Regions from separate parts of the Mus musculus genome. Here regions 2, 3, 4 and 5 are each linked to region 1. A link is a loop called in an ENCODE intact Hi-C map of the cell type or tissue named here. Cell type or tissue: gastrocnemius. All regions are shown on one strand.

Evidence for each region. Peaks named below come from ENCODE experiments on the same cell type or tissue, not always from the same donor. Only the 100,000 strongest peaks of a DNase experiment are listed, where the experiment ranks them.
Region 2: it touches region 1 in a loop (3-fold over the local background); 18 of 42 quality-filtered maps call a loop at or near these places.
Region 3: it touches region 1 in a loop (2.0-fold over the local background); 18 of 42 quality-filtered maps call a loop at or near these places.
Region 4: a loop joins it to region 1, with 4 times the contacts of the local background. A loop is called at or near these places in 6 of 42 quality-filtered maps.
Region 5: a loop joins it to region 1, with 6 times the contacts of the local background. A loop is called at or near these places in 27 of 42 quality-filtered maps.

The regions. Positions count from the first base shown.
Region 1 is chr9:109,982,562-109,987,561 of GRCm38, forward strand. All of the region lies in intron 2 of Map4 (microtubule-associated protein 4), which reads left to right. Among named protein-coding and RNA genes, the nearest start is that of Map4, 53 kb to the left of the region's middle. In gastrocnemius, a CTCF peak has its summit at 3,065 (motif pointing right); a DNase peak (open chromatin) is centred at 3,088; H3K4me3 peaks cover 632 bases; H3K27ac peaks cover 2,368 bases.
Region 2 is chr9:109,893,030-109,898,029 of GRCm38, forward strand. It overlaps Cdc25a (cell division cycle 25A), which reads left to right. Exons shown (of 15, transcript NM_007658.3): 15 at 1-861. Among named protein-coding and RNA genes, the nearest start is that of Mir7089, 5.9 kb to the left of the region's middle. In gastrocnemius, a CTCF peak has its summit at 1,906 (motif pointing right); a DNase peak (open chromatin) is centred at 1,908; H3K4me3 peaks cover 573 bases; H3K27ac peaks cover 4,249 bases.
Region 3 is chr9:109,902,913-109,907,912 of GRCm38, forward strand. No RefSeq gene overlaps it. Among named protein-coding and RNA genes, the nearest start is that of Mir7089, 16 kb to the left of the region's middle. In gastrocnemius, no CTCF peak of the experiment used is centred here; no DNase peak of the experiment used is centred here; H3K27ac peaks cover 2,085 bases.
Region 4 is chr9:110,042,270-110,047,269 of GRCm38, forward strand. All of the region lies in intron 8 of Map4 (microtubule-associated protein 4), which reads left to right. Among named protein-coding and RNA genes, the nearest start is that of Dhx30, 73 kb to the right of the region's middle. In gastrocnemius, a CTCF peak has its summit at 1,897 (motif pointing right); no DNase peak of the experiment used is centred here; H3K27ac peaks cover 373 bases.
Region 5 is chr9:110,069,576-110,074,575 of GRCm38, forward strand. It overlaps Map4 (microtubule-associated protein 4), which reads left to right. Exons shown (of 19, transcript NM_001205330.1): 14 at 1,451-1,564; 15 at 3,038-3,130. Among named protein-coding and RNA genes, the nearest start is that of Dhx30, 46 kb to the right of the region's middle. In gastrocnemius, a CTCF peak has its summit at 2,493 (motif pointing left); DNase peaks (open chromatin) are centred at 925 and 2,484; H3K27ac peaks cover 3,327 bases.

The sequences.
Region 1 (5,000 bases):
ACTTCTCACAGTGCTGGGCCTCAGCTGCTCTTCATGACCCCTTCATGTCTCATAACCAGTACCACCTGGGTGACTCTTATACATTACCAAGTCCAGCTGCAGCATGAAGTACATCCTTGGCTATCTCTGGAAAACAGCTCTCAAAAAACACTTCCCAGAAGATTTCACCTCTGTGATGCTGGTCTCTTCTTAATTAACACTAATTTCTTAGTTCCAGCTAACCAGCATCAATAGTCCCAGTAACACAAAGATTTGCTTTAGTAGTTCTGGTATCTTGTTAATCACAGCCGATTCTTCAGCCCCAGCTAACCAAAACCACAGAATCTTCACAATCAAAACATCACGACCCTGATAAGAGTCTTTCCTCTGAAATTTTACAAGGCTGGCCTCCATCATTTGCACTGTTCTCAACATTATCTTCCAAGCTCCTACAGAATATCCGCTTCAATGGCTCTTCTAGCCCAAAGTCCTTCCACAGTCCTCCCCAAAACATTATCAGGTTGTCACAGGAATACACCACTATGCTGGTACAAATTTACTGGTCTTGTGTGTCAACTTGACACAGGCTGGAGTTATCACAGAGAAAGGAGCTTCAGTTGAAGAAATGCCTCCATGAGATCCAGCTGTAAGGCATTTCCTCAACTGAAGCTCCTTTCTCTGTGATAACTCCAACTTGTGTCAAGTTGACACACAAAGCCAGCCAGTACAATTTCCAGTGCCCCTTTATGGCCTCTGCATGTGATGCATAAACATCCATGCATGCAAAATAATGATAGTAATAATAAAATAATGTAAAAGTAAGAATCAATATATCTAAATATTTAAAAAAGATTGTATTATGTGTGTGAAGGTTTTGTCTGTGTGGGTGTATGGGTATGCTACATGCATACCTGTTGAGTCTACTGGAACTGGGTTTGTGACTATTTATGGGACACTTTATACAGGTGCTGATTACTGAAACTGAGTTCTCTGCAAGAGCAACAAGTGCTCTTAACCTCTGAGCCATTTCTGTAGCCCCGCCAACACAGTTCTTTTTAAATGTATATTGAGTGTTTTGCCTGCCAGTATATGTGTGCTGTGTGCATGCCTGGTGCCTGTAGAGGCCCGAAGAGGGTGCTAGATCCCCCGAACTGCTGTATAGTAAGGATGGTTCTAAGCTCCTATGTGGGAACTTTGAACCGAACCTAGATCTTTTGCAAAAGCACCAGGTGTTCTTAAACACTTAGTCATCACTCAGTCCCAAGAACCAGTATGTTTTAAGAAAAAGATTTATAGCCAATCAGTGTTGGTGCATTGATTTAATCCCAGCACTCAGGTGGCAGAAGCAGGTGGATCTCTACATTCAAGGCCAACATGATTTACAGAGCTAGTTCCAGGACTGCCCAGAAACCCTATATTAAATAACAACAACAAAACAAAGAAGAGAAATGAAAAGGATTTATTTTATCTTATTTTCATTTATGTTTATGTATTTGTATGAGTTATGCTATGTTTGGAGACCATAAGGTGCCTGGAGTTATTAGAAGCAGTTGTAAGCTGCCCTACATGGGTTCTGAGAACTGAATTTGGATTCTGTGCTATAGCAATAAGTGAATTTAGACAGTGGGTCATCTCTAACCACAAGTAAGTTACTTGGAATAGTTTTTAGGCATTATGGAAGAAGAGCTCTAAAGACTTATTGTTACTTTGGGTCTTAAGGTGTAGCCTATGCTGTTCTGGAGCTTTGGCTCTCCTGGTTCAGCTTTCTCTGTGTTGGGATTGTAAGCATGTTCCTCAAGGCCGATTTATTAACCCTCATCATTTGTGTTTGATTTTACTTTTTTTTTGGGTGCTCAAAGTCGAGGTATACACCTTGAGTTTGTGTTTTGTTTTTGGAGCAGGCTTGGTTAGGTTCTCACTTGTTTGATTGTAGGCTCGGGCCAATCAAGGGAAGTTTAAAGCATTGTCCTCATATCTAGATATAGAGGGGGCAGCTGAATGAGCTATGCGTGTAATAGAACAGTAGTTGACTTTATTTCCTTTAATTCTTAAATGACCACCCTGTCTTTAACTAAAAAGTGAGCGGTAAACCATGCATTGTCATCCACACCTATGAGATCCTAGCTTGATAAAGAAATTAAGGTGGTTACATAGGCTTTTCAAGGATAACCTGGGCTACAAGAAACCTCATCTCAAAACATAAAATGAGATTAGTTGATGAAAAGGAAAGTTGCTTTTTTCCCTATGTACAATTTTTTTTAAATAAACATGATGGCACCAGCGCCCCCTAAGAATCCTTTTCTGTTAAAGCGAGGAATGCATTTCTTTTTTTTCTTTTTTGTTTGTTTGTTTGTTTGTTTTTCGAGACAGGGTTTCTCTGTGTGGCCCTGGCTGTCCTGGAACTCACTCTGTAGACCAGGCTGGCTTCGAACTCAGAAATCCGCCTGCCTCTGCCTCCCGAGTGCTGGGATTAAAGGCGTGCGCCATCATGTCCGGCCTGAGGGATGCATTTCATGAGTGGGTGCAGTGGCTTGCTTGTTGTCTACTGCGTTTGAAATTGTTTCCAGATGTATTGCTCTTCCCTGATTACTCCTAAACTGCCCAATGCCTAGGAGTTTATTATCAGTACTCTGTGCCTCGCCCTTGCATGCCTTTCAAATAGCAGTAACAGATTCTGTGGCTGTCTTATGCTAGTGAGTACCTTACTCATTGTTGGCTTCCACAAGCAGTTAGCAAGTTTGTGGGCAGTTCGCTTAAGACTTTATTCTGTGTCCCATTTGTAAGATAGAAATTAAGACTAAGTTCTTTGAGGCTAGCATTTTTGTAGAATAAAAAGTTAGGTGGTGGTACATGCCTTTTATCCCAGCATTTGGAAGGCAGGTGGATCCAACCTAGCCTGGTCTACATAAAAAATATAAGGAAATTAGTCTAGGATAGCGCTCCTCAAGGATGAGCCTTGGTCCAGCGTTTTCAGGTCATGTGCAGAGTACAGAGGATAGGTTAGAGGATGTCAGTCAGTCTGGACAGACTAGTGGACAGACTGCATGTGACTTGGCCTTAATGAAATAGTGCAGTCTGCCAAATTTGCCACAAGAGGGTGATGTTGGCAAGAGTCTGGCTGCGCTGAGCCTGTGCTCAGTCTTTCTGCTTGGCCTGAAGCTTTCTCCTGGCTCACAGCACAGCTGCCACTCGGCTCCTTAACCCTTTCCTTTTTGTTTTTTGTTTTGCTTTTTTTTGAGGCAGGGCTTCTCTGTGTAGCCCTGGCTGTCCTCAATTATAGCTATTTTCTTTTTTCTCTCTTTGTGTGGGTTTTTCTCTTGTCTTCTAACAATATCTTTTCTGACTCAGCTCAGCTTCTCCTGGCTCAACTGTCACCTTCTCAATTATCACCTTTCACTGTTTTTGACTTTACTCTTCTGCCACCTGAACTGTACTTACTCTGCCCTACTCTTCTCTGACCCTAGTCCAATCCTCCTCTAATGCTCTACCGCGCTCTGTCTCTGCTGACTTGGCTCTGCTCTGCTCTGCTCTTCTCTTCTCTTCTCTTCTCTTCTCTTCTCTTCTCTTCTCTTCTCTTCTTTCTTTCTTTCTTTTTTTTTAATTTAAGTTTTTAAATTTATGTATGTGAGTATATTATCGCTGTCGTCAGACACACCAGGAGAGAGCATCAGATCCCATTACAGATGGTTGTGAGACACTATGTGGTTGCTGGGAATTGAGCTCAGGACCCCTGGAAGAACAGTCATGCTCTAGCCCTTCTGTTGCCTTTTTATATCCATTTCTTTTCTTTCTTTCTGTTTTTGTTTTGTTTTGTTTTGTTTTGTTTTTCGAGACAGGGTTTCTCTGTATAGCCCTGACTGTCCTGGAACTCACTCAGTAGACCAGGTTGGCCTCGAACTTAGAAATCCGCCTGTCCCCGCTTCCCGAGTGCTGGGATTAAAGGCGTGCGCCACCACGTCTGGCTAACTTGAGTATTTCTTGAACCATTTATAATCCTGGACTGTCTTATCTTCTAGCATCTTATTTTCTGGAGTTCCTTGTCAAAGTCTCTTAATCTCTCTTCCCTCAGTTCTGTGAACCTTTGGCTTACTTATAGTTCTGACTTGGGCATGCAGGATGTGGTATTCAGCAGTCTGTCTTAAAATTCTTCACATAGGCCTATTGTTGCTCTGCATTGTAGATGGCCTCTGTATTGCTGTAGACCAAAGTCCTGCTCATAGACCTTTCAGTGGTTAAGGATCGAAGATCTCTTGACCAGGATTTTTTGGCTCGAAGGCAAAGGCAGTGACTGGTCAGGTTATCTTCTCAGAAGATCTCCCGATCAACTCTTAGCTTTGTTTGATGTTATCACAGCTTTTTGTTTCCTATAGAAAGATAAACAAATCCATGTCCCCAATGCAAGATATTCTTGGATTCCGTTCTGATGTTAATACATCCTTATAGTATATAGACTGAGTTAATTCCACAATTTTTTAAAAATAACCCTGTGTCTCTCAGCTGCTGTTGTTCCTTTCTCATTAACATTAGGAAATTTAAACAGAGTACTATTTAGTCTATCCTAGAGGGTCTTTATTCTTTCTTTTTGTTTTATAAGCATTTCTTTTAAAATACAATTAGATCTTTCTATAATTGCCTGTCCTATATGATTGTTTGGTATACCTGTAACATTATATTATAATTTGCAAAGAATTGCTTCATCTTTCTGGATATATATGTAGGGATATTGTACAGGAATTCCTATATTAGTGATTACTTCCAGTAAATGTATAATTACAGAATCAGCTTTTTTTTTAAGATTTATTTATTCTATGTACTTAAGTACATTGTGGCTCTCCTTGGACACACCAGAGGAGGGCATAGGATTCTATTACAGATGGTTGTAAGCTAGCTACCATGTGGTTGCTGGAAATTGAACTTGGGACCTCTGGAAGAAGAGCCAGGGCCCTTAACCCCTGAGCCATCTCTCTAGCCCCAGAATCAGCTTTTTCAAAACTCATAGCCGCTGGGTGATGGTGGCGCAC
Region 2 (5,000 bases), 90 kb before region 1:
CAGTGGCTGGTGTAGGAGTCACAGGAAGGCACTTTAGGCAGCTTCCATCAGGCCAGTACTGGAATGCTGTAGTGTGCCCCAAGGTGGAAGAGGGGGGGCATGAAAGAGTGGAGTCCACAGAGTGAGGGAGGAGCATGCCCACTGAATGTCCTTTTAAAAAAAAAAAAGTCATTTTATGAGTCGGAATATCCAATCAGTGTTGGGTGGGCACCCAAGGGTGAGCAGGGGGGCGGGAAGCCCAGGCTGTTATGTATCCTGGCCTACAGACAACTGTGGAATTTCTCAGGAGGGCGTAGTAAATTTTGAAGTCAAAGGTTCAGAGTTTATCATGTTTTAATTTGAGGGTCAGAGAGTGGTGAATCACATCAGTTACCCCCTAATCTAATCCCATGGAAGTGAGGCTCTCGGAAACACCTCTCGTCTGAGGGGCCAGGCTGCTTTGATTCTGCACAGCCTGTTTTGGTGCCTGCCTGTTGATATCCTTGGACACCAGCCTCTCTGCTATCTTTGCTCCATTGGGGTCTAGCCAGGTTTTTCTTAGGAAGAGTCTCCCCTCTTCCCTCTGCTTTCTATTCTGGGGGCGGGGAGGGAATCAGTGATATTGAAGATGGCTAGTTGCTTTGTTATGGGTTTGAGTTGCATTTGGCTATTAAACAAATCTTGTTTGAAAATATGTGGAGAGCAAGGGAATGAGCAGCCCCTTCCCTGGCGTGTTGAAGTATGTCCCAGTTGGTCCCTGGTCTGGTTTGTAGAGATTCTGTTAGCTGAATGCTTTCCAGGAGAATGGCTTGCAGATTGTACCAGCATAGCTAGCATTGTTAACCAACAGTTGCAGGCTCTGCAAATAAAAGTGATCTTGAACCCTTGTTCTCTGCCTAGTTCCTAATATACTCAACTGGGAGTCTCATTTGCCTTTAGGGTCCCAGGGTCACATAGCTAAATTAAGCCAGCCATATTTCTTCAAGAGGATATTAATAAAAAAAATTCAGTTTGCCTTTAGGAATAGCCGAAACAATCCCCCAAAAACAGGCGGTTGACAGGATGAAATGGCCTTCTAGGTCAGTCAGAGTCGCATGATGGGACCTATTAAAATAGTTTTCTCAGTACTCCATGTGGTCTTACAGCCTAGTCCTTGGGTTGCTAAAGGCCTGAGGATTGGCATTCAAGGCCATCCCCCACATGATAGAGAAACAACTCATGAATTATCCTCTGGCTCCCACATATAGTCTGTGGTGTGTGTGTTCATACCAAGTAAGTTTTTTAAATGTAAATTTCTTAGTACTTGGGCCAAGGTGGGAGGATATCAGATTCAGGACCGCCCTGATCTCAAAGAGATTCCAAGGCCTGGGGTGGACCTCGGTGGTAGAGGGCTGTCCAGCATCAGTTACACATGCCAGTCCCTGGGAAACAGGAGGAGAGAAACTAAAGGTGGTCTTTATCCTGACAACTGTTTTGCTTGGTATTTCAAAGGAAATATTGGGGGGAAAGTGAGGGAGGGCTATAGATAGCCAGGGTGGGTGTGAACAGTGGACTAGCCAGGTAGCCTAGATGGCTGGGGTGCCTGCTGTAGGGAAATAGCCAGGCTCTAAACATTAACTCATCCCAAGCAAACCCGAAGAGCCAGACAAGGTGAATAACTGAGGCAGAAACTGACAGCAGACGGGCCAGGACTGGTGAACTGGGATCCTGTGAGAAAACCTTAAGACCTTGGGCAAACAGAGACTCCTAGAGGTGCAGAGCCCCTGGCTGAACTAGGGCTCCCAGAACAGCACAAACAGTCCCTCCGGTGACCCTGGGAAGCCAGCCCAGCTCTCCAGTCAGCCTCTGCGAGGACTCCCCTTTGTCTTCTCAGATTTCAGTCAGCACTTTGACTGCTGCCATAGCTACACTGTGGCCACAAGATGGTGGTGGTGTACCCAGTTTAGTTCCCTCACAGAGGGCTTGCAACTCCTCCCAGGAAGGCAGCTGAGAGGTGACGCCTGGGCCTTCCTTCCTTGTAGCTCAGGTTAACTTAGTTGTTAGACCCCAGCCCCTTATGGTGTATTCGAATGACACAGTGAAGGGATCCACTTCAGTTTGCTCTTGTTAGATCACTTATTATTTCTAGTCTGTGTGAAGATGTCAGATTCCCTGGAGCTGGAGTCAGACAGTGGTGGCAGAGGTGCAACTGTTGGGAATTGAATCTAGGTTCTCTGTAAGAGCAGCCAGCGTACTCCTAACCACAGAGCTATCCAGTCCCACTTCAGCCTTTTTGATGTCTAACTCCACAAACTACCTGGGAGGCTGAAACTGACAGAATTTGGAATTTGGGGCAAGAATTTGAAATATATAGATGCTGCTCTCCTTCTTTAAAGCTTTTTCTTTTTCTTTTTTTTTTTCCAAGACAGGGTTTCTCTGTGTATCCCTGGCTGTCCTAGAACTCACTCTGTAGACCAGGCTGGCCTCGAACTCAGAAATCCGCCTGCCTCTGCCTCCCAAGTGCTGGGATTAAAGGCGTGCACCACCACGCCCGGCTTTTCTTTTTGTTAGAAGTAAATAAATTCTTAAAAAGAGAATCACTAGTCCAGATAAGTTGGAGACACCCACATTAAACAGCTTACTTGAGGTTTGGTTTGTTTCCCAGGCCTTTTGCATAGCCACTGTTTGTAGGTTTGGTGCTGATGCCGACTGCCCACGTTTTATGAATGGGAACACCCATGCTCCATTAGTTCCTGAGTTCCTCTTGTTACTCATTAACAAATGGTGGAAGTGGGAGTAGGCCTTTGCTCTCCGGTTCCAAGTCCTCGGCTCTTTCCCAACTTTCTCTTGCTTTCAACTCGTCTTCCAAAGAACTCAGCTAGTGAGCTTGTTTCTTGCCTGACCAGTACAGTATGAAAAGGAAATGTTTAGGGAATCACCAAAGGATGGCATTGCAGCTAGTCACTGGGACAGAGCTCTGTGTCAGAGTGACTCAGATCGAGCCTGAGGACTTCTGCAGCCTGGGTCAATTGAGAGACCCTGACTCAAAGAGTACAATGGAGAAAGGTTTTGAATCTTTTTTTTAATCTTCTTTTTACTGCTAAAATACTTGCACAAAGAACATTTCCTTCACCCAACATAGAACTGCAGAGTCTGGAGGACAGGTCCAAAAATTAGGGTGGGAAGATGCTCTCACCGTGTGTGTGTGTGTGTGTGTGTGTGTGTGTGTGTGTGTGTGTGTGTGTGTGTGTGTGTGTGTGTGTGTGTGTGTGTGTGTGTTTTGAGATGGTCTTTTTATGTGGTCCTAGCTAGCCTCAATTCTCTATGTAGATCAGGCTGGCCTCAAACAAAGGTCCATCTGCCTCTGCCTCCAGAGTGCAGGGATGAAAGGTGTATATCATCACGTTCAGCTTGGGCTTTTTTTTTTTTTTTTTTTTTTTTTTTTTTTTTTAATTTAGAATGATTGCCTCTGGACAACTCCAGCCATGAATTCCCATGAGACTTAGTTTTCTAACTTCTGGCTGGAAGACCCTGCTTTCCTTTCTTCTCCTTCTTGCTAGGTCATCATAGGAGAGTTCTGAATCCAGAAAGAGGTTGGACACTTGATCCAAGTTTGACATGGGAGACAAATTATCTGGGCAAAGTCTGCCTCCTGGCTACTCATGTCCCCTGAATGTCACGTCTATTTCCAGACCCAGCTGGCCGTGCCCCGGCATTTTGTTGTCCTGAGTCCCAGTTCTAGGTAGGTTTATGCCATCATTCAGCTGAAGTCCGTGCTCTGCCCTCTGGATCTTGGGACACACCCTGCTTCTCCCCTGCTATTTGCCCCATACCTATCCTGGCCCAGAGGGTAAAAAGGGCAATGCTGGTGGAAACCAAGGCACGTCACCTGCCTGGCATTTGTCAATGCCCAAACAACTGGGTGTGCAGGAAGAGGAATGGCAAGCCTTGACAGTTGCCAAGCTACATGCCTACCGTGGTAGGGAAGCTGGTCAGGCTGGGCTGAAATAGGGTGTGGTGTCTGGCATGGGGAGCCTTGTGACCTGCCTAGACATCTGGTCGGCTCAGAAGGTCCAGATGTGCTGACAGGTGGTAGACAGCCCAAAATACAGGATACTGGATATCTCATGGCCCCAGGATTTGGTGAGCAACTGAGCAGATGAGAGCATGGATGGATGGAAACTTAAGTCTTATGATCCCTAATATGCAGATAAATAATGGGCTGGCTAGAGAATTAAATGATGTACTTAGAGCAGCTCTACTAAGTACTCAAAAATCTCAGTTGATCTGAGTCCAGCAGCCAGGGTAGAATCAGTGTCTGATTCAATTTTTATCTTTGACATATCTTCAAAACAACAAACAAAAATCAAGATAACTACCAGAAATATTTCAGTGATTCTTCATGGAGTCTTTCCATTTGCAAATGAACAAACAGGCTCTGAGGAGAGGCTGTGATTCAGCATACCTGGCCAGCCCAGGCTGAGGCATGCAGTGACCGCCCGGCCTCCAGCCCGGTCTGTATTCTGCTTTACAAAGCTGGTTTTCCACTGGGCTTTCCTCCCTCCACCCTCTGCCACCCACCACCTAGTCATAGAAACCTGCTGAGACAGGAATAAGAACCACCTATTTTTATTTGCTATTTTTAAATATATTATACTGAACAACACAATGCCAATGCCGCCTCCTTTTTAGTCTTGCCTTGAGATGGTATCACAGAGTCTACTGGCCTCCTCCAACTTACCTTTGAATTTCTGGTCCTGTCTCTCCCTCCTGAGCTCAGGGATTGCAGGCATGCACGACCACACCTGACTAGTTTGGTTCCAGGCATGAAACCCAGGGTTTCCTGCATTCTAAGCTAATACTCTGCCAACTGTCCTGTATTTCCAGCCCTATTTTTGTTTAGTTTTCTGAGTCAGGGTCTTATTATGTATCCCAGTCTAGCCTGGAACCAATGGTGGGCAATCCTCCTGTCTTCATTTTCTAAGTACTGGGATTGCAAGCATATACCACCACATCTCCCAGATGAAAAAACAGGACCCTGG
Region 3 (5,000 bases), 80 kb before region 1:
TGGGTGAATCACCACATCCGAGGACCCTGTTTCTTTTTCCTGCCTTGAAGGATGTGGGGAGACCAGCAAGGCCAGGCTTGTGAAAGCTTCCAGAAAACCACACACTACACACATCTTCACTTCGGTTTTCTCCTGGTGCATTTCCCAGATTCTGCCAGACAGTTAGCACTTGAAAGTTTCTGTTGTGGGCAAAGGAACAAATGGATGGGCAAAGAATGTCTGAAGCTGGGCAAAATGGTACAGGGCACACAGGACACTCATAATCCTAGTGGTTGAGAAGTAGAAGGACCAGGAATTCTAGGCTAGCCCTTTTCTACATAGCAAATTTAAAGGGAAGTTAGCCTGGGCTAGATGGGGCCCTATCTCAAAACCAAAATTACAAACAACAATAATAACAACAAAATAAACCCCATCAGTGGACATGATTAAAAACAAAAATGAGGGGCTGGCGAGATGGCTCAGTGGGTAAGAGCACTGACTGCTCTTCCGAAGGTCCTGAGTTCAAATCCCAGCAACCACATGGTGGCTCATAACCACCCGTAATGAGATCTGATTCCCTCTTCTGGTGCGTCTGAAGACAGCTACAGTGTATTTATTTTTAATAATAAATAAATCTTTTTAAAAAAGATTTACTAAAAAACAAAAATGAAGCTGAGTGGTAGCGGTGGCACACACCTTTAATCCCTGCCCTTGGGAGGCAGAGGCAGGCGGATTTCTGAGTTCGAGGCCAGCCTGGTCTACAGAGTGAGTTCCAGGACAGCCAGGGATGCACAGAGAAACTCTTGTCTCCAAAATAAACCTGAACAAGTAAATAAATCTCAGCAGCATCCATTCTTACCAGTTTGCTCTTGGTGTGTCCTCCATCCGAAGACAGTAGAATAAATGGAATTTGGGGACAGGTAGGTGGAGTAAGAACAGGGCCGAAGAGACTGTTCAGTGGCTAAAAGCACTTGCTGTTCTTGCAGAGGATCTGAATTTAGTTCCCAATCCGTATCAAGTGGTTCACAATTACCTTGAACTCCAGCTCCCAGGGATTCAAAGCCTCTGACCTTCATAGGCACCTGCATTCACACAGACAAGCACACACAGACACAATTAAAAAATAATGTACGTAATTTAATAATAATAATAAAAATAACACACATAATTTAAAAAATAATAACGTACCACCTTGAGATTCTGAAGAAATAATAAGTAGGTTGGGGAAATACTTCAGTGACAGGTCATGTGCTCATCAGATGTGAAGCCCAATGTTTGACACACAGTGACACAAATAATTACTTAATCAGCCAGTGTGCCTTTAATTCTAAGAACTCAAGAAGCAGAGGCCAGAGTTTCAAGTCACTCTGATCTACAGAACATGGACAGCCAAGGCTGCACAGGAAAACCCTGTATCGAGAACAGCGTCCCACCCCCTCCCCAAAAATGCTGAACATAGTGGTCCACACCATTAATCTCAGCACCGGGGAACCAGAGGCAGGAAGATCTCTGAGTTCAAGGCTAGGTCTATGTAATACGTTCCAGGACAGCCAGACCTATGTGGTCAAATCCTGTTTCAGAGAACAAAATAAAGCAAACACGAAAATTTTCTGTCACTTTTGGGCATATTGTCAACTACCGAGCTGTGTTTTTCCTTAGTCTTTATAGTACCAAGAGATGATGGCTTGTTCTGTGAGTGAGAGACTGAGATTCAAGATGCTACATAACTCGCCAGACCTAGCAGAAGTCCATACACACCAGCTTTAATTCAGAGTATAGCATGTAGCTAATGGGGCAGTGTGAGGGGCTTGGAGCAAAGGACAGTCGTTTCACTGGTTTCTTTGAGCCCTCACAAAGGAATGTATTTGTATACGGAATCGACTTAAGTGGTCCTATCCTATGTCCTTCCACAATACCTTAAAGAAGATCTCTAAAGTAAAATAGGAATGAGTGTGGAAGTGCACACCTGTAATCCCAGCAGTTAGGGAGCTGAGGCAGGAGGATCACAAGTTTGAAAAAAAAATTCTTCCAAATGCCAGATTATTGGATATGTATGTATGTATGTATGTATGTATGTATATCCAATAATCAAATACAGGAGAAAGAACAGCTGGCCATCATGACATATGCCTTTAATCCTAGCATGCCTAAGGCAGAGGCAATTGGAGCTCTGGGAGTTTGAGGCCAGCCTGTTCTACATATCAAATGTCAGGATAGCTAGGGCCACATAGAGCCTGTCTAAAATGCCTCCCCCAACACGCACAAAAATCTAGTGAATGAACCAAAACACTCTCCTCCACAGCCCCAGGATGTACCCTCAACACAAGCAGCAGAGGCCAGGTGTTTTACTTCCTGTCATCCTAGCCAGGGAAGCAAAAACCCAGCAGTGAATCAGAGGGCAGTGGAAGCTACATTTTGGGTCCTGGGTTTGTTGCTGGCCATGCTCATAGGCAGGATGCTATTTCTGGGACAGAGAAACGTTGCCGGCCTAGGGATGTTCAGAGGGCTGAGGAGCTCATATGCGTCAATCCTGTTGCCACTCTCATCCTGGACACTTTGAGAAATTTCATCTAACTGAGAGGCCAAAACAAATCTCTAATCACAGCTTTAAATCCCAGCCTACCACTTCAGCAATGACAAAGGAGTGAGTGAGGAGCTGGGCGGTTGGCAGATCAGTTACAGACGGAAAAAAGCAGGGGCTCCCGTCTCTCTTCCCTCTTCTCTTGCTATATATATATAGCTGAGGACGGCCTTGAACTCCTGATCCTCCTGCTACCATCTCCCAAATGCCAGCACTACCCAGCTTTCTATCTATCTCTGTGGAGTTTGCTTTAGAGAAACTGAGGTCAGAATAGGGCCCGTACAGTCCTTTGTTTGTTTTTTGAGACAGAGATCCATGTGGTCCAGGCTGTTCTTGAACTCATTATCTAGCTGAAGAGGTCCTTGAACTCCTGATCTTCCTGCTTCTATGTCCCTAATGCTTGGGATTGTAGGTTGACGCCATCACAACCAGTTCAACCATCGAAGTTTTATTGATAAAAGAACAAAAACTGGAAACACAAATGTCTCTGGTGGGTGGATAAAGCAGTCATGATGGCCCCATATGTGGAGTACCATGTAGTAGTAAAGAGAAATGCTTTCCTATACATGCTACAATACAGAGAACCTCAAACGCATCATGATGACTGGAGGAGGCTAGATACAAAACCATTGTGGGTTTTTTGGGTTGTTTGTTTTTTGTTTGTTTGTTTGTTTTTCAAAGGGTTTCTCGGTGTAGCCTTGGGTGTTCTAGAACTCCGGTTTCAGGAAATTCAACACCCAATTCTGGCCTTTGAGGGCACATGTGGTTACAAAGACAAAAATACAGGCAAAATACCAATATATAGAAAATAAATAAGAATATGTGAAGTTCTTCCATATAACCCATACATCACAGGGCCCTGTTGAACACCCATGTTGGAAGGACAGCACATCAAACATCCTTTCCACTTCCTATCCACAGGGAAGGCTCAGGACATTCCTAACACAGTGGTCAAGCCAGGCAGTAGTGGCACGCACCTTTAATCCTAGCACTTGAGAAACAGAAGCAAGCAGATATCTGAATAAAGGCCAGCCTGGATTATAGTAAAGTTCCAGGACAGCCAGAGTGACACAAAAAAACCCTGTCTAAAAAAACTAACTAACTAACTAACTAACTAACTAACTAACTAACAGACCCAATACAGTGGTCTCTAAGTGCAGAGCCTGGACCAGCACTTAGGAGTTGATTAGAAATAAACCCTTGGGCCGGCTGGAGAGATGGCTCTTTGGTTAAGATAACTTTCTGCTTTTGCAGCGGATCTGCATTGAGTTCCCAGCATCCACATGGTTGGTGGCTAACAACCATCACCAGCTCTAGTTCCAGAGGATCTGTCACTCTCTCTGAAAGAAGGACCTCTGAAGAGCAGTCAGTGCTCTTAACCACTGAGCCATCTCTCCAGTCCATAAATCTAGCTCTTAAGGAAGTAGGACATACATGCACAAGAGTTAGGAGTTCAAACCCAACCTAGCCTACATAGCAACTTCAAGAACAGTCTGAACGATATGAGACCTTGTCTCAAGCAAAGAAATAGTCTTTCAAAACAACAACAAATGCTACCTACTGTGCTGACTCATGCCTGTAACCCTAGCATTTAAGACACTAAGATAAAGCCTAGATGTTTGTGGCCAGCCTAGGGCTGCATAGTGACAATAAAGCCAAAAACTAAGAGGTTACAAAGGGGCCAAGATGGATTCTCTGCATTTTTTGAAGCATGCATGCTCTACTACCCCCATGCAAGCTGTATCCTCAGTACTGGGCGGAGTTGCAGGGAGGGGACAGGAGACATATAGCTCCTGCAGGTTTTATCTGGGAACAAAGTGTGGGCATAAAGAATAAACATGTGCAACACGCTCGCTCCCCGTGGCTCAGTGTTTTCCTCAAGGCTCAGGCAGAGCCCTTTGTTTAAGGTTGTGTTGTTTACTCCCAAGGGATGAGGGAGTGGGGAAATTAGAAGTAGCGCTTGGACAGAAGCCCAAGAGGTTTCAACTCTTTCCTTGGGAGCCTGATTGGGGACACACAGAGCTCAGGACTCAGGGATCCTGACCAGGGATAAGGAAGGCCTCTGGGGACCCAGGAGGGCGGGACTGTGGTTTTCAGATGCACGGATGACCTAATGTCTGCCTGGCCTGCAGACGCCAGTTCTGCTAGAGTGGCCCTTCCAAGTAGCAGAGCCCTAGGTCGTGCCCTGGGTTTGCCCTGGTGCTCAGGGGGCAGGTTTTCTCCCTCACAAAGCTGCTTGGGAGAATGAACCCATCAGCTGGGATCTCCTGTTTAACCCAGGGCTGCCCAAATCCTGACTGCTTCAGGCAGCGTCACCTTCATCAGCCTGCCCAGGTGGTTTGCAAGGTCCTCTAAGTTTCCCACAGCCTGCTTGTCCCACCTTTATGTATTTGCGTTTGTTTGTTTGTTTGTTTTACATTTTTGTTTTTATTTTGTGTGT
Region 4 (5,000 bases), 60 kb after region 1:
CCCCCCCCAAAAAAAATCATGAAAAATATTAAATATTTTTAGTTTTATTATTTTACATTTATGAGTGTGGTCATTACTCTAGCTCCCCCAAAGTTATTACTTTTTAATACAGTTAACACACTGACAAGGTACAAAGGAATAGGCATGGTGTTTTTCCTTCCATTAAACAATTTAAATTTTTCTCTTTTTAGACAAAACCAATCTTAACAGTATTATACATGTCCTTCCAAAGAAGTTATGCTTAATAATAATGAAATGCATTTCCTGTTACTGTATGAAACATGACATGGTGACGATACAGCCCTTTCTTTTAAAAACATAATCAGTCTATAAGTATGTAGTTATATTCATATTTTAGGTAGGTCTTAGTACAGCAATCCTGGGATGAGGGTAGGGTATGTCTCTGTAGATGTGAGGCAGGGAAATGAACTGAGAAGAGGTGAGAATGAACACTTAGTTCAGTTTGACTTTGTCAGACTGGGTCAAACTTTGCCAGGTAATTTTTTGTGAGCATATTTAAACACAGTACAATTTGAAAAAAAATAAATTTTCCTGGTGTAATGTAATTCCTGGAGCACAAGGAAGCATAATTACGTAAAAACTCAACTCAAGGTGTATATCATTCCTTCCACGAACATGGGTTTTAGAGATAGGCTACCTGTATTTTAGCTTAAGAACATGAGGAAGGATTTGGCCTGTTTTAGATATACAGATAGCATGGAGGTCATTTGGTCTCTTATATTAGACTGTGTGGTCTTGATTGTGGGAGTTTGGGGGCGTCTCCGGCTACACAGAACACTATCAGGGTCATGGTTGTGGGAGCTTGGGGCAGCCCCTGACTATATGGGTAATTTAGTGATCATTTAGATTACTAGCCACCTCTGGTTCTGGTTGTGAAAACTTAATCAAACCTAGTCTAACAGGTAATGCAGATCACCAGGCATCACCTCCAATTCTCAGCTTTCTGGATGGAAAAGCAAGTTATATGTCCCTCCCTTTGAAAGGGTCGTCCTGCGTGTTTAACAATCCTGGTTTCCCTGGTGTTCTTTGCATATAAGGACTTCTGCTTCCAACACTGGGAGGCCTGAAACTCTCAGTGAGTAGACAGCCTCTGTCTCTATAACTCTGGGATTACAAGGACTTTCTTCCACTCCATATATACTCTGATGTTCTGTATATGACTGGTAGATTTGGCCTTAGTAAATTTTATCTTTACTCTTAACTTTGAGTCAGTTATTGAGGATTGGAGCCGGGCGTGGTGGCGCATGCCTTTGATCCCAGCACTCGGGAGGCAGAGGCAGGTGGATTTCTTAGTTTGAGGCCAGCCTGGTCTACAGAGTGAGCTCCAGGACAGCCAGGGCTACACAGAGAAACCCTGTCTCGAAAAATCAAAAAAAAAAAAAAAGTTATTGAGGATTACTGTCTCTGTTTGTCTTGTAGTCAAATGGTGTTGCACATGGATTTCAATCTTATAGTGCCGGTGTTATGTTAGTTCAGTAGGTAAAGGTGCTTGCTGCTGAGGCAGATGACCTGAATTTGATTTTCATTGTTGCATGACAATGGACTTATAGGAGAGAATGGACTTCTGCTGGCTGTCTTATTCTCCATATAAATGCTGCAGCATACACATGCACACAAACACAATGAATAAAATTGATGCTTACCATATATTGAGGAATGATTATTATCTATCTGGTTACCCATAGATAGAAGAAGATGTGTGTCTGTCTCATCCTCCCCCCGCCCAACATATATATAAAGATACTCTTTTACAGGAGGCTCTGAAGATTATACATGGTTACAGAAGAAGTAAATTCTGAACCTGTCTTTTTAAAGATTTATTTGTTTTATGCATGAGTACACTGTAGCTGTTCTTGGACACACCAGAAGAGGGCATCAGATCCCATTTCAGATGGTTGTGAGCCACCATGTGGTTGCTGGGGATTGAACTCAGGACCCTCTGACAGAGCAGTCAGTTCCTGTTCCCTGAGCCATCTCTCCAGCACCCAAGTCTTTTTTAATCAGAAGTGTTAATCTGGTTTTGTTGTTGTTGGGTGGGTTTTTTTTTTGTGTGTGTAAAGGAGAATTTCATACAGTCTCTAGATATTTCCGAATAAAAAGATAGATAGCAATTAGTTTATATTTTTTGTTGATTTTGCTTGCTTGTTTTGAGTCTCTGTATAGCCCTGGCTTACTTGAAACTCGCAGAGATCTGACTGCTTCCCTTGCATTCTGGCATTCTGCAAATAAAGGAGTGTGCAACCATGCCCAGCATATTTTTAGTTTAGTTTAGGACTAAATTCTAAGCCTTTGAGTCTCTCTTGCCACACCCACTCCAGTGAAGTCTGCGTGGGAAGTCCAAAAGCTTGGCCACAGTCCTGAGGCAAACAGTTTCACGGAAACTTGTCTCCTGGAGAATCTCTGGTGCCCTATAACCAGATTTGTCCCTGCAATAGTGTTGAGGGTCTTGCATGCTTTCTTGCAGTATTTTACTGGATAGGAGCTAGAAATCTCAGGGCTAGTTCAAAATAGTAAACTTAGAATTCTCATTACAGACATGAGTGGTAGACTATATTACATAATAGTAGAAAGAAGGTGGGTTGTGGTTTAAGGAGGAACTGGAGTATTCTTTATTCATGAAAGGGTTAGTAGACCGGTCAGTAGACTGGAACTTCCCTGGTTCATGTTTTTCACTAGGCCCAGAGGAATAGCATAATTAGGTATTTACTAAGAGACCCTTAGAGGTGGGTTTAACAATAGACTAGAATTGCACCTGGACATATTAGCCCTTTCACCTGGCTCCCGTGAATAGCTGACTTTAGATAGGGCTGATCTTATCTCAGTTGTAAACACTGCCTAGATCCTGCCAGTCTTTACGTATGCATTTCTCTGTTTTGTGTTATTATGCATAAAATAACTTCAATGTACCTTGGCTGATGTGTCACCTAGTTTCTTCATTTTTCTTCTGTAGTATAAGTCTGATGCTTGCTTTGAGAAATTACATTCAGATACAGCACTCTCTGTGTGTCAGTGTCTGTTGGTCACTTTTTGCCAACTCCTTGCCCACCTGAGTACCGAGATCCTGGTTCCCCGCAGGTTGAGAGGCTGACTGAGTCCAGTTCACGGCACTCTCTGATATTTTCTACACTAAGGTTATGTTTGATTTACTGCTGTATTCTTCTTAGTATCTAGTGTATAGTTTTATATATTTTTTAAATTAAGAATGAATTACCTTCAGTTAACCTTAGCCTCTTTGGAAATGAGGAGGTAAAATATTTTTTCAGTATCCTGTTCTCTTTTGACATTTTCATGCCACTTTCAAGTTGGGGAAAATGTTAGCAGGTTTCCTTACATATGATGCATATTATTCTAGGCAGGAAGGATGAGGAAAAAATTTATGGAGGTACATGAGTGAAGCCTGATCTCAACACGTCCCCCCCCCCCCCAAAAAAAAAGTCGTCTTATGCCATCTCCCTTTTTTTGTAAATGAAAGTTTGGAAGGGTATTTCATGTGGGTTATAGAATATACTTCTTGTTAGCTATTTCCCTGGAAATCAGGTAGAGCTTAGTGATAACACCCATAGTTGGAGACAGGCTCTTTGCCTGTTTAAAACCTATTCTCCTTTCTATCTGGCTTCATTTCTTTCATTTCAGTTTGCTGGAGCTCATCAACTGTTTGCCAGCAGCTGGGAATGTCAGTTTATGGTAAGAAAATGTCTTGGTGTGAAACTTGGAAGTAATTTATAAACCCAGAAATCTTAACAGCTTCAAAGCCCTTGTACATAAATAAAATATGCTCAGAGTATAAAAAAACAAATCATTTGTAATCTTAGGAGAGGAGTTGCTACTATTTCACAACTTGAGAAGCACCCATTTCATAATGGGCTGCCTGCCCTTTGCAGTGCCTTTCCACTGCCTAGTGTTTTGGTTTCCTCCACAGTGCCTTCTTGCTGCCCAGGTTGGCTTGAGCCTTCCTGTCTCCACCTCCCAAGCACCAGAGACTTGTGCTCTCTGCTCAGCTTGACCTTTTGGATTTTGTTTTTTGTTTTTTGTTTTTTTTTTTTTCTAAGCATATTAGTGGAATTTACAACTACCATTTATTAAATTTTTTTTCTGGCACTGTCTTTTTAATTCTCAATTAACCCTCTCAAATAATCCTACTTGGCTGATACTTGCCATCACCTTAGTTGAAAGAGGCCATCTTAATATATTTGCAAATGCTGGGCGTGGTGACTCATACTTTTGATCCCAGTACTCGGGAGGCAGAGGCAGGCGGATTTCTGAGTTTGAGGCCAGCCTGGTCTACAGAGTGAGTTCCAGGACAGCCAGGGCTACAGAGAAAACCTGTCTTGAAAAACCAAAAAAAAAAAAAAAGTATATATATATATATATATATATATATATATATATATATATATATATTTGCAAATGTTGGTTATCCTGCATTGACTGGTGGGTGACTAGATGTGAGGTGGGGTTAATCACATAGCATCACATGTAAGTACTCTCAACACTGAAATAAAGTTTCATATTTATATGTCTTCTTCCAAAGGATACTAATATTTTTTTCCCCTGCCATGTTGAAGCTAGCAGCCTGGCTTCACATAACCTACACAAGCACTCCATTATGGAGCTACCCTGCTTAAGGAGTTCTTCACATTCTCTCACCATAACTTTTATTCTCTGGCTGACAGAGCATTAGGCGATTCAAGAAACATGATAAAGATAAACTTACAAATTTCACCGTTGTAATTATGAAAGTAAATGGGACTTTCCTGGTTTTCCCTGTGACATATCCAAAGAAGGAAGATCATCTCACCTGTGGGCAAATTCAAAATGTTACTCTTTAAACTGTTTAGCAGTGGTGTCATTTGTATAAGTTTGCACACAAATTAACATTGCCTGCTGCTTTGCAAATAGTGGACATAAGTATGAGCCATGTGCTATGGAGATGAAGCAAAGGGGACTGAGTCTCCATAGCAGAGCAAGAAGAGTTCAGG
Region 5 (5,000 bases), 87 kb after region 1:
AGAGGAATCTGTCCAAATGAGAACTAGGGTTTCCTCTGGTGAACACTGTGCTGTGAAATGAACCACGTACCCTGACTTTTCTAAACTACAGTGCTTAACATTAAGAAAGTTCTGAGGCTGGGTGTGGTGGCACAACTTTTAATTTCAGCAGAGGGAGACAGAGGCAGGGGGATCTCTGAATTTGAGGCCATCTTGGTCTGCATGGTGAGTTTCATGACTATGCAGAGTGAGTGGGTGAAGATGGCAACAACAAAGAACATTCTGGGACCAACACATTAACTAAGGGGAGAAAAGCACTTACTACCAACCCTAACAGCATGAACTTAATCCACAGAAACCCTGTAGTGGAAGGAGAAAGCTGGCTCCTACGATTATCTTCTGACCTCCATACATGCTGTACACAAGTGTGGATGTGCATACTTGGACACACACACTAACTTTAATAAGCATATTCTAGTTGCATGGGTTTCAGTTTTATGTGTCAAATGTTAACAGCCTTGGGAACCCAGGATGTAGAAAAAATGGTGGTATTCTAGTTCACCCTTAACTGTTGTCAACTTGAACTGTTCTGTCAGCATCCAGAGTAGGATACTTAAATTGTATTAATCCAAAATTGTTAAAATTGAATAGGGGGTCTGGAGAGATGACAGAAGTTAAGAACCCAGGCATAGTTCCCAGAATCCACATCTATAGCTTACAACCCTTTGTATGTAAATTGTGTTTACAGGAGCCTAGTGCAGTTATATGTATGCAAAACATTCATATAGATAACATTTTTAAAAATATTTTAAAGAAATTGAATATAGGCACAGAAATGCAGCAGAATCATGGTTCATTTGGAAGATGTTAATGACAGGCTGGGATCCTTCTGGGACAAGGACCTCAGAGCAGTCCTGGCTGTGGCCCAGCCGGCCCGGTGTCTGGGCTGGGCTCCAGATGACCTCATCCCCCTTTTCACTCTTCTTGGTCTTCCATGCTACAAACACTCAACGCTCTAAATACCTTGGGCTAGTTGTGGGTTATTGTGTATTGCCGTGTACCTGATGATGTCATGCTTCCGTCACCAGGGGCTGGAGCCATGTGCGGGACAGGGACAGCAGCGCAGTGGAGGCATGAGGGCATTGTGATTTAGAATGACAGACAGGCTCACACGTGCTCACAGAGAAGCACTGATTCGATCTTAGCCTTTGAACGATTTCTTCATAAACGCATGAGCTCTTCTTTCAGACCTGGCCTGTGGTTCTTCTTTCTGTGCCCCTTGCTCAGGGATCGCTGCGGATCTAGACTAGGAGTGTGTCGTCCTAGGGGCAAGGGTGACTGCTTCTTTCTGCCTGGTATCCTGGCCTTGCTTTTTTTTTTCTTTTTCTGCCTTCTTCCTTCCTTGGCATCTAGGCTCTCATCTTGGTTTGAAACTTGCCCCTCCCCCTCAACCCCGTTTATCTCCATCCAGGCCAAAGTAGAGAAAAAAACAGAGGCAGCTACCACAGCTGGGAAGCCTGAACCTAATGCAGTCACTAAAGCAGCCGGCTCCATTGCGAGTGCACAGAAACCGCCTGCTGGGAAAGTGAGTTTTATTTAGGTTTCCCTCTCTGAGGTGAAGTGGGAACATCATTCTCCTAGCCTGAGTCATTTTCCCTTCTATTCCACTTTGTTCCTGTTCTTAACTAGTTCCTACTTTTTCCTGTGTTCCTTCCTCTAGTTAATGACTCAGCTGTCAGACAGTTTTTATATCAACCAGTGAAAGCCAACCAAGTTGTGAGCTCTTACCCCACTGTAGTCAGTCAGATGAAGGGAACGTGAAACTGTTAGACACTTCCTTAACATTTCAAACTCATCTAGTATGCATACAATACATCATACCCAGGTTCTTCTTCAGAAGTCAGGGCCTTGTCTCCTGACCGTAAAGTTGCTGCTAGGTATGGAGACAGATGCGCCTGTCTGGCTAAAATCAATCCACTGTTAATGTCATGAAAAAGTCAAGAACTTAAAGGAGCATGGTAAGGTACTCGGGTTCCTCAGCGTGAGTTCCAGGTTCTCTTGGTAGCCCAGCACATTTCCTTTGCAAAGAGCCTCTCGTTCTGAGGAAAAGGAGGGAAGGAAGGACCTTTCTTCTTGAAAGCTATAAGCTATGTTACTCTTTCCAGGGCTAGGGTGTTGCAGTACAGCCAGGTTGTGCTCTTCTGAATTGTACATCACTGTCTCACCATTTTGGTTGGTCTCTTTGTTCACCAACACATTATTATATATCTAAAGGATTCAGAGAGGCGTAAAACCAGATATGCTTGCTGTAATCCTAGTAGAGCTAACAGTGAGACAGAAGGATCAGGAATTTGAGGCCTGTGTGGAGTATACAGCAGGTCCCAGGTGAGCCTTATCTACATTGTGAGACCCTACTTCAAACACAAAAATGAAGCCTGGCCTCCTCCATCAGAGTTTCTGAAACAGATGGGTGAGTGCTGCTGAGTCTGTTGCCTGTGCGCCCCCTGGTGTCAGGTTCAGGATCATGGGACCATTTGCCTTTTTAGATGAACAATGTGTCTTCCTTCCTGTTGTTATCAGATCTGTGCTGTTAACCAGCTGCCCAACAATTCTTAGAGCAGCCTTTGTTTCTGGGAATGAGTCAGGTTGCAACTGTCCCAGGCCCCAACTGGGAACTGGTTCAGAGCATCAGTATCCTTGCTGAGAAAAGCTAGAGTCCAGCTTTCAGAGAAAAGGGGCTCATCAAGAAGGTAGGGCCATATTTGGGTGGACAGTGGGGGCCTGTTGCTGTATGAGTCTTAGAAACTACAGCGCAGCCCCCAGAGCAATGAGGCAGCCACATAGCTCTGTCCAGCCTGCTTCTGTCTTGTGTTGTTCCCTTTCTTGCTTTCACATGCCTTTCCCTGTGTTTTTAACCCCTGTTGTAATAAGTGGGGACAGAAGTTGGAGTGACTCTTGTTGACCATTGTGATCACATGTGGTGCTCGGTGTCGGTTCTAACTAGCCCTCTCCGTTTGTGTTTTTTCCCCCCTTCTCTTTCTATTCTCTAACACTCCAGGTCCAGATAGTATCCAAAAAAGTGAGCTACAGCCATATTCAATCCAAGTGTGGTTCCAAGGACAATATTAAGCATGTCCCTGGAGGTGGCAATGTAAGTATAAGCTCTGGCCAGTTGTCATATGAGGCATAGTCCCTGTGGGAAACCCATGGTGGAGGGGTGGAGGGTGGGAGGATGCGGGAAGATGACACAGAATCCCTTCCCTAATGTGAACGGATCATAGTGGCCTGAGTTGGTCCCTGACCAGTAAGCAATCTGCCAGCTGAAGGGAGTGATGCCTATAGTTATTTTCCAGGGAAAACAGCTCGTGATAGTCAGGTGTTTCATCTTATCCCTGTGTGAGAGGCTTTGTGCTTTCCTAACTTAGTCAGAGACCTGCTTTGAGGCCTGGAAGCCCCCAGTTCTGGGAAAGCACAGGCTTGACTGTGCCTGGGCAGCCCCTGGGCGAATCCCAGTCCTGAGACGGGTGCCCATATCCTCTGAGGCTGTGCTTGGGGCCTTGTCATTGTAGGATTGTATTAACCAGCATTGCTCCCACCCACTCCTGCTTCTGTTGCTTCCTTTGTGTTTGCTTCTCCTTCTGCTCCCCTTTCTCTGTCTCCTCCTTTTAGTCCCTTTTCTCTGTTCCATCTAAACATCCTCCTGTTGTCACGCTGCTGTTCTGGGTTAGCTCTTTGCATATATTGGAGGTGCCTGGGGATCAGAGCTCACAAGGAGACTCTGGTCTAGGAAAACAGTGCATTCAGTGGCTGTTTCCCTCTCGTTCCTGATGGTGCCCAGGCAGAGCTGTACAATGGACGCATTCCTGGGCCACCCACAAATGGTCTCCCATTTTCTTCCTTGTGCTTGGCTCCTCCTTGCTGTCCTCAGCTGAGGGGCTATGTTTTCCCTTCTTTTCAATCTGCACCCCTGCTCCAAATGCTTTGGCTATTCTGCCTGGGGTCTGCAAACACCCTCTGACATTTTACTTTGAGGAACCCAGCCAAGAATGTTCCTCCAGTCAACCCTTGTACATCCTTTCTGGTTAAAAGTCACTATGGATCTTTTTTTTGTTTTGTTTTGTTTCATTTTAAGATAGGCTTTCTCTGTTTAATTCTGGGTGTCCTGAAATTCACTCTGTAGGTCAGGTTGACCTCGAATTCAGAGATACCTAGTCTGCCTCCCAAGAGCTGTGTACCGCCACTGCCAGACTCACCATGGTTCTTCATGGCACGGAGGTAGTGTACCCAGTCAGTAGGTGGTTGGCCACATATTAACAGCTTCAAGTAAGGCTGGCTGCAATGAGTAAGATTTTAAAAGACAGTGACAGCCACCGATATACCAGGGTAGACACTGATCCTTGTGGCTTTTTCTCTGTAGCTTCTTGGCTTGGGTAGAACAGAAATTCTAAAGGAATTGGGTTATTTCTGTTTGTGCAAGTTCGAGGCCAGCCTAGTCTACAAAGTAAGTTCCAGGACAGCCAGGGCTATACAGAGAAACCCTGTGGAAAGTTTTGGAGTATGTATCATAAAGAACTTGCCTGGCATTCATGAGGCTATATGTTCAATCCCCAGCATAAACCAGGTATGTGACAAATGCTGTGATTCTAGTGCTCAGCAGGTGGATACAGCAGAATCCTACGTTTGTGAACCTGTCTCAAAAAAATAAGTAATTATTCATTGTTCTATGTAGTGCATACATAGTCTGTGCTGTGCAGTCTGCTGGGATCTCTCAGTGCTGCCGACTCAGATTTCAGAGGCCACGCTAAGGGTGAATGTAGTTTTTAGGGGGCCATCTTGAGAGGCAATTAGAAAACTGTTTTCAGGTTGGAAGGTTGAGAGCAAACAGCATGTGGACAGAGATTGAATGGAAGTGATGTTTCCTCTGTAGCTTATGTCAGTATGTCCATAGTGCTACCATAGTATAGTAACATTCTGGTGAAAGTAGCAAGCTTAACGCAGTGGACAGTGAATACAGCACTTGC